Linked DNA regions of Homo sapiens: region 2 is linked to region 1. Evidence: chromatin contacts called from ENCODE Hi-C or POLR2A ChIA-PET data. All regions are on one chromosome and are shown on one strand. The core of a region is the stretch at or near the end of the contact, and the rest is flanking DNA. Distances in the headings are between cores, read along the strand shown. Region 1 holds the start of RFX1 (regulatory factor X1). Region 2 holds the start of PRKACA (protein kinase cAMP-activated catalytic subunit alpha).

Region 1 (5,129 bases), core at 2,082-4,581:
TCGGCTCACTGCAACCTCTGCCTCTCGGGTTCGAGCGATTCTCCTGCCTCAGCCTCCAAGTAGTTGAGATTACAGGTGCCCACCACCACGCCCATCTAATTTTCGTATTTTTATTAGAAATCGGGTTTTGCCATGTTTTCCATACTGGTCTCGAACTCCTGACCTCAAGTGATCCGCCCACTTCCGCCTCCCAAACTGTTCGGATTATAGGCATGAGCCACTGCACCCAGCCAGCAAGGTCTTTATGAACTGTATTTTGCGCTGACCTCCTGTCTTATCCTGTGACTAAGAATGCCTTAACCATTTAGGAATGAAGCCTAGCAGGTCTCAGCCTCATTTTACCCAGTTCCTGTTCAAGATGGAGTTGCTCTGGTTCACACGCCTCTGGCAGAGAGGGCACCTACTTCCTCTCTCTGGGCATCCATTGCCCACCTGTCAAGAGCGGGGAGCGTCCCACTTTGCTGGGTTCGCTGGGAATTATGTGGCTATTATTACCTCTACAACCTTATCTCTCCTGGCTTTAGCAGAAGTTCCTGTTCCCAGCTTTGAAGGCAGTTCTCTCCCCCCGTTTTTTTTTTTTTTTTTTGAGACGGAGTCTCACTGTGTTGCCCAGGCTGGAGTACAGTGGCGCGATCTTGGCTCACTGCAACCTCTGCCTCCCAGGTTCAAGTGATTCTCCCACCTCAGCCTCCCCAGTAGCTGGGACTACAGGCACGTGCCACCACACCGACCTATTTTAGTATTTTTAGTAGAGACAGGATTTCGCCGTGTTGGCCAGACTGTTCTGGAACTCCTGAACTTGGCCTCCCAAAGTGCTGGGATTACAGGCATGAGCCATCATGACCGGCCCCTCCACCTGGATTTATGAGGCTTGCTTCGTCTCTCACCACTCAGGCTCATTCTGTGGGACATCCCCCCTCAGATAACACTGGCTACAGCATCCTCTCATTCTCCTACCCCACTCTCTTATGTTGCTCTCAGGACTCTAAGGAGCCTATCTTACAATTTATCTGTTTATTGTGTATCCCATCCTAGAATGCAAAGGGAGTTGTTTGCTTTCTTTTTTTTCCTTTTTTTCTTTTTTTTCTGAGACTCAGGCTGGACCACACAATCATTGCTTACTGCAGCCTCTACCTCCGGAGCTGAACCAATCCTGCCAGCCTCAGCCTCCAGAGTAGCTGGGACCACAGGCACATGCCACCACGCCTAGCTAATTGCTTTTTTTTTTTTGAGACAAAGTCTCGCTCTGTCGCCCAGGCTGGAGTGCAGTGGCAGAATCTTGGTTCACTGCAACCTCCCCCTCCCGGGTTCAAGCAATCCTCCTACCTCAGCCTCCGGAGTAGCTGGGATTACAGGCATACACTACCATGCCCAGCTAATTTTTGTAGAGACGGGTGTCTTGCTTTGTTGCCAAGGCTGGTCTTGAACTCCTTGGCTCAAGCAATCTTCCTTGCTTGGCCTCCCAAAGTGCTGGGATTACAGGTGTGAGCCACCATAAATGAAGTCACCTTTCTTCACTTGTATAGCCCAGGGCCTTGCACCGAGGAAATATAATGTTGGTTGAATTAGGAAACAAACTTAGGTGGAGTCACTTTCTGAATGCCACACAGCAGGGCTGGCATTAGACTTCAGGGCTGTCTGAGCCTGTTTTCTTTTCCCCTTGCTGTTCTAGGGCCTACCTGGGATGAGAATGCAAAATTTAAGAGAAGGCCAAAGAGCTCAGTCATAAGATAATTGACATTTAAAACATAAAAAGTAGGCCGGGCGTGGTGGCTCACGCCTGTAACCCCAGCACTTTGGGAGGCCGAGGCGGGCGGATCACGAGGTCAGGAGATCGAGACCATCCTGGCTAACACGGTGAAACCCCGTCTCTACTAAATATACAAAAAATTAGCCGGGCGTGGTGGCGAGCACCTGTAGTCCCAGCTACTCGGGAGGCTGAGGCAGGAGAATGGCGTGAACCTGGGAGGCGGAGCTTGCAGTGAGCCGAGATTGCGCCACTGCACTCCAGCCTCAGCGACAGAGTGAGACTCCGTCTCAAAAAATAATAATAATAAATTTATTTTAAACACAAGATCTGACCCTGAGCTTGCATAACGCATCTCACCTTAATCCCTGTGTTGGCGGATCCTGTCTTTATTTAAAATTGTGATGTTTTGTTCATCATAGATTTATTTTTTCCCATTAATTTGGATATTTAACAAATATTGAATTAGAAGATTATTTATCTTGATGACTGAGTTTTTGCTCCCAAGATGTTCACCCTAGTCCGGGCCCTGTTTCTGTCTCTTCTCGTCCTGCAGCACCCAGACAGTCCCTTGAGGAAACTGAGGCACAGAGGAGCGTATGTGTGGGAGGTGTGTGTGTGTGGCGGGGGTTGTGGTGAGCTCTCCTGGGCGGACCAAGCTCCCTGGGCTGGGTCGGGGCTGACCTTTGCTTATCTACCGCGGTTGAAGCCGCGAATGAAGTCCCCCGCCTTGCAGAGACCTTTCCCAAGGCGGCCGCACCGCCTGCGGGGCAGAGATAGCCGCGGTCACCCCGGCAGCGGTGACCTTTTCCGGCTGGAGGGGACCGGGAGGCGGGAGAAGGCGCGGCGGCCGCGCTGTCTGGCCGGCTTGGGCGGAGGAGGATGTCACCCCAGCGGGTGGGAGCTGGGATCGAACCCCGCCGCGGCCTCCCGCTTCCACCCAACCCCGACGGGGCCATGGGCAGTGGGGAAGGGGGACGCGCGCCCAGTGACGTCATCGAATCCCGAGTCCGGCCTTCGCCGCTGTCGTCACAGAGGGGCTGCGCTGCGTCACTGCATTCCTCCCCTGACGTCAGCGCAAGAAGCCAGAAACTGGCCCACCGAGCGAGAGAGAAGTCTGGAGCGGAGTCTTCCTTTCTCGCCTTTTTAATTTGGTAAGACATGTAAAGTGTACGCAAGAGCGGACTACAACTCCCAATCGGCCTTGCGTGCCGAGCATGCGCACGGCCTCCAGCCAGAGAGCGCGGCAAACCTTTGGTAGATTGACGTCCCTTTAGTCGAACCAGGAGGCCGGTTTTACATCGGCAAACCAATCCCGTCCTCACGAGTCCTACCCCTTTATTCTTAACCAGCTGCTTCCCTGCCGGAGTGACGGGCCCGGCTGCCTTTGAGGGTTCAGTTTCTTTTGATGGACATTCATACTGATAAATCAGATCGCCGGGAAGTCCAGAGGGTGTTGAAAAGCGTGCATCGGAACTAATAGTTTAGCTGCAAGGCCTGGCGCCGTCCAATCACTTCTCCGGCCGCCGCCAATCACCCCGGGCCCCGCCCCCGCGCGTGACGTAACTAGGGTGGGTAGCAACAGTTGCCCCGGTGAGGGAAACGGAGGCGCCATAGCCACGGTAGTCGTGGCGACCAAGCAACCCGGCAACGCGAGTCAACAACAACAACCGCCCGGCCGACCCCCACCCCCACCCCCCAGGCCCGGCCCGGGGACCCCAGCACGTCCCGTCCCCTTCCCAACATCGACTCCGAGACCTCCGAAAAGCGTTTCCGCAGACAGAAGTGGGGAGAAGCGGAGGTAACCAGGGCGGCCCCGGGGTGGCTGGCCGGGCCGGGGTGGGCGGCGGGGCCGGGGCAGTAGGTGTCTCTGTAATCACAGTCCGGGGGGAAGGGGCGGGCGGTCAAAATGGCGGCGGCGACTGTCTGGACCGTGGGGGAGGGGGCCGGGGCCCGGCTGGAACGACACCACCCGCCCCCGTCCCCGCGGCCCGGCCCCCGCGAGGGGCGGGCGCTCGCAGGCCCGCGGCGAGTGGAGGTCGGCAGGCCGGGGCGGGGGGCTTTTATATGTCGGGAGCGCGAAGGGGCGGGCCTGGGGAGGCTGGGCCAATGGGAGCGAGGGAGGTACGAGGCGGGGCCAAGGTGGGTGGGCGGGACCAGGAGGGAAGGTATGGGCGGGGCCGGCTGGGTCTCCCCAACCTCCACCTCGGGAACCAGGGTGGGCAGCCACCACCCGGTCCGCCTTCCAGATCCTTAAGCGACTCCCTTCTTCCTTAAGAGCTTTGCAGTTGTCCCAGGACTCAGAACTTGGACAAGTGCCTGTCCATCTGAGGCCTCAGTTTTCCATCCTGTAAAATGGGGAGAATCATTGACATCGCCCTTTTCCTGCAGTACCGGGACTCCTCATTCCTTCCAGGAATTTTACTTACGGCTTATCTTTGAACCTTTTCCTCGTATCTACCGTTTCTGAATGTGGTTTGATAAAATAACTGTCAGCTAGTCCTGATTTCAACACTGCAGCCCACTCCTAAACCTGCCACCTTCTCTCTGGGAGGAAGCAAAGAGGAAGCAAAGTTTCATGGAGGAGCTAGGAGTCGATTTGGCTTTAGCGTGGAGGATCTGGTTTGCAGAAATCAAAGTCCATGGTAGGGAGGAGTGACCATGAGGGAATGCTTTAGAGGAACAGAAACCTGAGTGCTTTTCTCTGGGCTGCTGTTTGAGACCTGATGTTTCCTGGTTTGAGGTTGCGGGGGTTTGTTCCTGGAGATGGAACGTTTCTGGGTCCTGCCCATCGAGGTCTCCCCTACTGGGAATGGGGGAGCAAATGAAGCCTGAGGAAGTTTCTTAGATTTTTTAAACCCGCTTCTCTTGGCCAGACACATGTTTTTGTGTCAAACGAGTGTCAACCGAGTCACATGTCACTGACAAGGTCCCAGCCTCTAGGGCCACGTGGGCAGGAGCGGTCAGAGGGAAGGGGAAGCTATCCATGTTTGTGAGAGGAGAATCTTTGCCACTGCTTTTTAGGGTGACAATATCCTGCCAGCTCGGGGAGGAATTTTTTTTTTAAGTAGCCAGCCAGGCCAAGTCTAGTTGGCTTATTCTCCGTCTTGCTTTTGAGCTTAGTGTCGGTGTGCAAACTGCAGCCATTTCCTTTTAAATCAGTCAATACATTCCAAGGAAAAGGATCATTTCAGGCTTTTTCCCAAGAGTTTGAGATTGGTCTGGTGGGGGTTGGCGGGTCCTAACTTCTCCAGGTACTTTTTCTAGGCCTGGCCCTTTTTAGAGGAGGCAGGGACTCTTTGAAAGTTAGGACAGGTGGAGATTAATTTTCAGTAAAACAAACAAAAAAGCTAGAAATGCCAAGTTGCTAGACGGATCATCA
Region 2 (5,613 bases), core at 2,841-5,340, 110 kb before region 1:
GAGAGGCAGAAGTAAAAAAAAGAAAACTGAGGGCAGAGAGCATACTTTTTGCTCAGTAAATACATGATGCTTGGGAATCTTTGTACTAATGACATCGAGGCATGGCTGTGGCACTGCTAAGGCCTAGGATGTGTCTCCCCTAGGCCGACGCCCCCAACCCATCCCTCATCCCAGAGACTGATGCCGTGGGTGTGACTGTGGTCCTCATCACCTGCACCTACCATGGACAGGAGTTCATCCGAGTGGGCTACTACGTCAACAACGAGTACCTCAACCCTGAGCTGCGTGAGAACCCGCCCATGAAGCCAGATTTCTCCCAGGTGGGGCCTGTTTCCACTTCCTGCTTCCCACAAGGCCGTTCTTTATACTTGGGGGGAGTTCAGCCATTCAAATTGAGAGTCAAGGTCACTTCTTAAGGTTTTCAAGTAATATTCAGTTCTTACAGTACTGTGTTAGAAGAGGAGAAAAAGACCTTTGTCTCTCAAAGGCATGTCTTAGAGAATTAAGATTAGGCCAGCCTGGGCAACATAGTGAGACCCTGTCCCTAACCCCCGCAAAAAAAAAAAAAAAAAAAAATGAGCCAGACATGGGTGGTGTGCTCTACTCTGGAGGCTGAGGTGGGAGGATCGCTTGAGCCCAGGAGTTTGAGGCTGCAGTGAGCTCAGATCGTGCCACTGCATTCCAGCCTGACCAACAGAGTGAGACTGTCCCTTAAAAAAAAAAAGTCCTGGGCCAGGCACAGTGGCTCACGCGTTGTAATCCCAGCACTTTGGGAGGCCGAGGCTGTAGGATCACCTGAGGTCAGGAGTTTGAGACCAGCCTGGCCAACATGGTGAAAGCCCGTCTCTACTAAAAATACGAAAATGAGCCAGGTATGGTGCCTTGCACCTGTAGTCCCAGCTACACAGGAGGCTGAGGCAAGAGAATCGCTTGAACCCGGAAGGCAGAGGTTGCAGTGAGACGAGATCACAGCATTGCACTCCAGCCTGGGCAACAAAAGCAAAACTCCGTCTCAAAAAATAAATAAATAAATAAATAAATAAGGTCCTGGCCACAGGTGTTTTCTGGAGTTCCATATGTAGGTTGCTCTTGCTGGGCTTGAGATGGGTGATTGGGGGTGTCCTGGCTCTATGGGACCAAGGAGAGGGCGTACCTACAAGGGTTGACGTTCCTCTTCCTGCCCCAGCTCCAGCGGAACATCTTGGCCTCGAACCCCCGGGTGACCCGCTTCCATATCAACTGGGACAACAACATGGACAGGCTGGAGGCCATAGAGACCCAGGACCCCTCCCTGGGCTGCGGCCTCCCACTCAACTGCACTCCTATCAAGGGCTTGGGGCTCCCTGGCTGCATCCCTGGCCTCCTCCCTGAGAACTCCATGGACTGCATCTAACTGCAGGAACCCAGAGTGTCCCAGCACGCCGGGAGGGGCAACCAGGCCTCCCAGCGAGTCCTGCAGGGCCCATCTAGAGGACTTTGGGGGCCATCAGCTGCAATCCAGGTCTGTCAAACTCAGCCCCTAGGAAAGAACAGGCCTTGGGTCTCCCCTAGTCCTGGCCAGAAGGATGATCTCGCTTTTCCTCTACAGGCCTATAAGAAGCAGGTACTTCAGTTCTAAATTCTGACTTGTGTTCTTTTCGTCTTCATAAATTCTAACTAAGGCCACTGTGCCACTGTGCACCCTTGAGTACCATTGATCCAAAGCTTTCCCACAGACCTCCCTGGCCCACCTAGAGGCTTTCTTGGTCAGTGCCTGTCAAGGCTCCAGTCCTGCTGAGCCAAAGGCTTTGTCATTCCTTTCTCTTCCTGTACATCTGAGCAGACCCACTCCAGCTTTCTGGTGTCACAGGCGGGAATGTTAGTTAGTAGGTAGACTTAGATCCCATTTCTGTCCTGCTCCCAGGAAGATTCTTAGGTCCTCTTCAATCCAGCAGCCCCTCCCAGAGGTGTGATCAGCAGGATGCTGAGGAACCATGTTGCCTTTCCTGTCAATCACAGCCACCTTCCTGTTATCTCCTAAATGGATCTGGCTTTTCCTGGAGGCTGCCATGGTTGGAAGATGGTATCAGAGGGCCTGCCTGGGCAGTCTGTCTCCGGGCCAGGGTCAGGGACCCTCTGCCTCTGGCAGCCTTAACCTGTCCTCTGCTAGGACCAGGGTGATTTCAAGCCAGGGAAGCAACTGGGACCCTGAAAACTGTCCCTCCCCAGCCCGCTCCCCCTCTCTGTGCCCTGGTCCCCTTGCTGCCATGTGGATGCTGTTGTGATTGCTGTTTGTATATTATCAAAATGTTTTTATATTAAAAATGTTTGGTCTGAAAATTAAAAGCACTTCATTTAGAATGATTGTTTGTGCTTTTGTCTCTGGTGGACTGAAGCAACTTTGTCCACTCTCCCCCAGAAGTGGCCTCTTGCCCTGTCCAGTGGGTTGGCTGTCCCACGTCTTCTTTCCAGCTTCCTACTCCAGTCTTAATTGGTTCTACAGTTGTATTCCAGACTGAGGTTCCAGGAGGGGTTTTTCTTTGTCAAAACTTAAACCAGCTGTCCTGCAGATAGATTATAATGAGTGATTTTTCAGACTTTGCCCTTGACCCACAGGAAATTAACATCGTGATCCCAACACACAAACAGCAATGCTTTTATTAAATTTTACTAAACCTTACCATGTATCTATCCATCCAGAGGCGGAGTGGTCAGCCATTTCCCCATAGTTCACAGAAAGGCTCTGACTCTCCCTCCCTGGAACTGTGGTTGATCTGGGAACATGGGGGCAGACAGCAGCTGGAGAAGGTGGAGGCTATTCAAGTCGAAGCAGCAGATCGGCTTGTAGTTAAGCCCAGCTAGCCCTTCCGAGTCGGGGTGACCTGGCTTCTCCCCTCCCCTGACCCTCTCTTAAGTGCTTCTCAATCAGGAGCAGTTCGGCCCCGCAAGAGCACATTCACCAATGTCAGGAGACAGCGGTTGCCACAGCCAGCAGGAAGATAGAGGAGGGGCTACTGGCATCCAGTGGGTAGAGGCGGGGGATGTTGCTCAACACCCAGTGGTGCACAAGACACCCCCCAGCAGAAAATGATCCAGCCTCACCGTCAGTAGTGTCGCAGTTGGGAAACCCCGACTGTCCTCTGCTAAGTGTGTACTGAAAGAGGATCCTGAAGGAAGGGGCAGGTTCCCTTCGCATTGCCCAGACAGGAAATACAGACGGGGAACAGGAGCAGGGAATCTGCCTGGCTGTACCCCAGATTCCTCATCTGTGCAATGGGAGTGATGATGGTAGCACCTACGCGATGGGAGTGTGGTGCGAAGGAGCGTTAAGTGGGTGCCAGCTCTTACTACTGGCAGGAGCCCAGGGCTAGGGCCCAGCAAAGGGGTGGACACTGAGCGCCCCTTCCCAGCCACCCCTTGCGCCGGGCCCGGCATCCTCCTGAGTGCGGCTGGGAAAACCCAGGAGGCCCCGCGGCCTGGCCCCCAAGCAGGCCTGGCCTCGGCCGCCCAGCGCCAGGCCTTATGAATGACGCCGGCGGCGGCCGGGCGACCTCTGACCCGCGCGCCGGCCGCGCCCCTCCCCCGCTGGCAGGTGGACAGCGGCTGCGCCGGGCAGGCCGCGGCGCCAACTCCGGCTGGCCGACAGCCGCTGCCGCACTGAGCGGGGGCGGGGGACTGCGGCGCGCGCGGGGCCGGCCGGGCGCCCGCCGGGGCCGCCTCCTGAGCCTCGGAGCGCTGCGCGGCCGCCAGCCAGCCTCCGCCGCCCCGCCCCGCCGGCCCGGGCCCGCAGACTGCGTCTCCGCCCCGCCCTCTCACCCCCGGATTGACACTGAGCGTTCTGCTGGGGGGCTTGGCGGACCCGGCACCTCCGCCAATCGGCGGCCTCGCAGGGCGGACCCCGGGCCCAGTCCAGCGTCTCGGCCAATCGGACGCGTCTGCCCGCCCAGCTGCGGCCTCGCGAGCGAGTGAATGGCCGAGAGTCCGCGGTGCGTGTCCCGAGGCTGAGAGCCTATAGTGGCGCGGGAAGGTCGCGGGAGGGCCAATGGGAGGCGGCGCTGAGCCGTCAGTCAGGGCGGCCTAGGCCAATGAGCGGCGGGCTGCGGGGGCGTCACAGACAGCGGCAGAGATCTTGGGCTGAGGTTCCCGGGCGGGCGGGCGCGGAGAGACGCGGGAAGCAGGGGCTGGGCGGGGGTCGCGGCGCCGCAGCTAGCGCAGCCAGCCCGAGGGCCGCCGCCGCCGCCGCCCAGCGCGCTCCGGGGCCGCCGGCCGCAGCCAGCACCCGCCGCGCCGCAGCTCCGGGACCGGCCCCGGCCGCCGCCGCCGCGATGGGCAACGCCGCCGCCGCCAAGAAGGGCAGCGAGCAGGAGAGCGGTGAGTGCCCGGGCTGTGACCCCGATCTTGGCCCTGCGCTGCCAGCCCTGGCCTTGTCCATCATCGCCTGGCCCCTCCCCCTACGGGGCCCCTCATCCTCTCTGCCTACCCCCCAGCGCCCCTTGCCCCGGCCTGTCCAAGGCTGGGGCCCGCGGGCCCGCAGAGTACCCCCTGTAGGGGTCCCCTTCCCCTAGGGCCGCCCCATGCTGCAAAGACCGTGCTCCCCCCCAGCTGTCACTGCCAACCATGGCACGTATGACCGCTGGGGCCCCACATGGGCCCCTGTCACCAGCCTACCCCCTCCTTTCCTGGCCCCTCTTCCCAGATTCTAATCCCCCCACTTCCTCACTCACCTCTCTCACCTATGGGATCCTCTGCCTGACCCCGACCCAGGTTTCTACCAGTTTGGGAATGCGATGAGGTCTGTCTGCCTCCACCGCGCAGGGACCTTGGCCACTTGCTGACCACACCCCTCCCCCCTCCAGCCCCCGCCATCTTTCTCCTGCCCTTTCCCTCTTCACCTTAGCACAGCCCCCCCTTCCAAACCCATCCTGCCCCCTGAACATTTCCCAGAGCCACCTCCAGCATTATTTTTTTCTTCTGTGTCACTTGGCATGGGGGACAGGATCTTTCTGGGTCCCTCTGCCTCTCTCATCCTGTCACTCTGTCATTCTGCTGCTCTGCTTGTGCTCCGTCCTCCAAGCAAGCGTCTGTCCCTGGCTGGGGTAGCAGACTGTTTATGAACGTAGAGAATTGCTTCAGTGCTTCCAAAGCCAAGTTTGAGCTGGTCTTGTTGGGATTCATTGCATCCTCTTTCCTGCGTTGGGGTAAGGGGGTGGTGGCAGAGCCCCCTCTCATTTCCTGTCTTGCAGTGAGCTCTAGGCTCCATGGAGGGCCCCTCAATAAATGGTCGTTTCACAACTGAGGCTCCGTCATTCACCCAGTCCCTGGGGCTTCTTCCACCACTCCTGGCTTGGGATGAAAAGTGTCTGGGTTTAGCGAGGTTCATTCGGTTCTAACTGAGATGGTCAGAAAGAGCACTGGGGAGGAGGAGGCAGTCAAAGAGAGTAATGGGTGACGTCTAGTGATTTGCTTTGACGTCTAGTGATTCTGATCATTCCCAGGGCTCAGCCAGAGAGAGACCTGTTTCACCCACTTGCCCACACATTAGGTTGGTCTTTTCCAGCCAGCCAGAGAAAGAGATTCTCTATCTGGAAATACCATCAGAAATGGTCTTGAACCCCATTCCCAATTTTTACAGCT

The links. A loop is a pair of places that touch in the nucleus more often than their neighbours do. ChIA-PET counts read pairs that join two places held with the same protein, here RNA polymerase II (POLR2A). Pooled maps may share reads with other maps.
Region 2: a map of ascending aorta shows a loop between it and region 1 (4-fold over the local background). The contact joins the promoter of PRKACA here to the promoter of RFX1 in region 1. A Hi-C loop is called at or near these places in 4 of 168 maps with a recorded cell type or tissue (CD14-positive monocyte, ascending aorta, gastrocnemius medialis and 1 more), 3 of 37 single-sample maps with no recorded cell type and 22 of 50 pooled maps. POLR2A ChIA-PET finds 5 or more read pairs at or near these places in 9 of 52 experiments (A673, H1, HepG2 and 6 more).

Annotation. Positions count from the first base shown.
Region 1 is chr19:14,004,522-14,009,650 of GRCh38, reverse strand. It overlaps RFX1 (regulatory factor X1), which reads left to right and starts at 3,331. Exons shown (of 21, transcript NM_002918.5): 1 at 3,331-3,548. RefSeq lists enhancers at 2,521-3,048, 3,049-3,576, 3,577-4,105 and silencers at 3,300-3,479, 3,530-3,909.
Region 2 is chr19:14,116,239-14,121,851 of GRCh38, reverse strand. It overlaps PRKACA (protein kinase cAMP-activated catalytic subunit alpha), which reads left to right and starts at 4,090. Exons shown (of 10, transcript NM_002730.4): 1 at 4,090-4,350. The coding sequence starts at 4,305. LOC124904642 (a long non-coding RNA gene) reads right to left here and starts at 3,638. Exons shown (of 2, transcript XR_007067144.1): 1 at 2,661-3,638; 2 at 2,288-2,543. It overlaps ASF1B (anti-silencing function 1B histone chaperone), which reads left to right. Exons shown (of 4, transcript NM_018154.3): 3 at 144-320; 4 at 1,187-2,340. The coding sequence ends at 1,393. RefSeq lists silencers at 3,470-4,029, 4,440-4,509.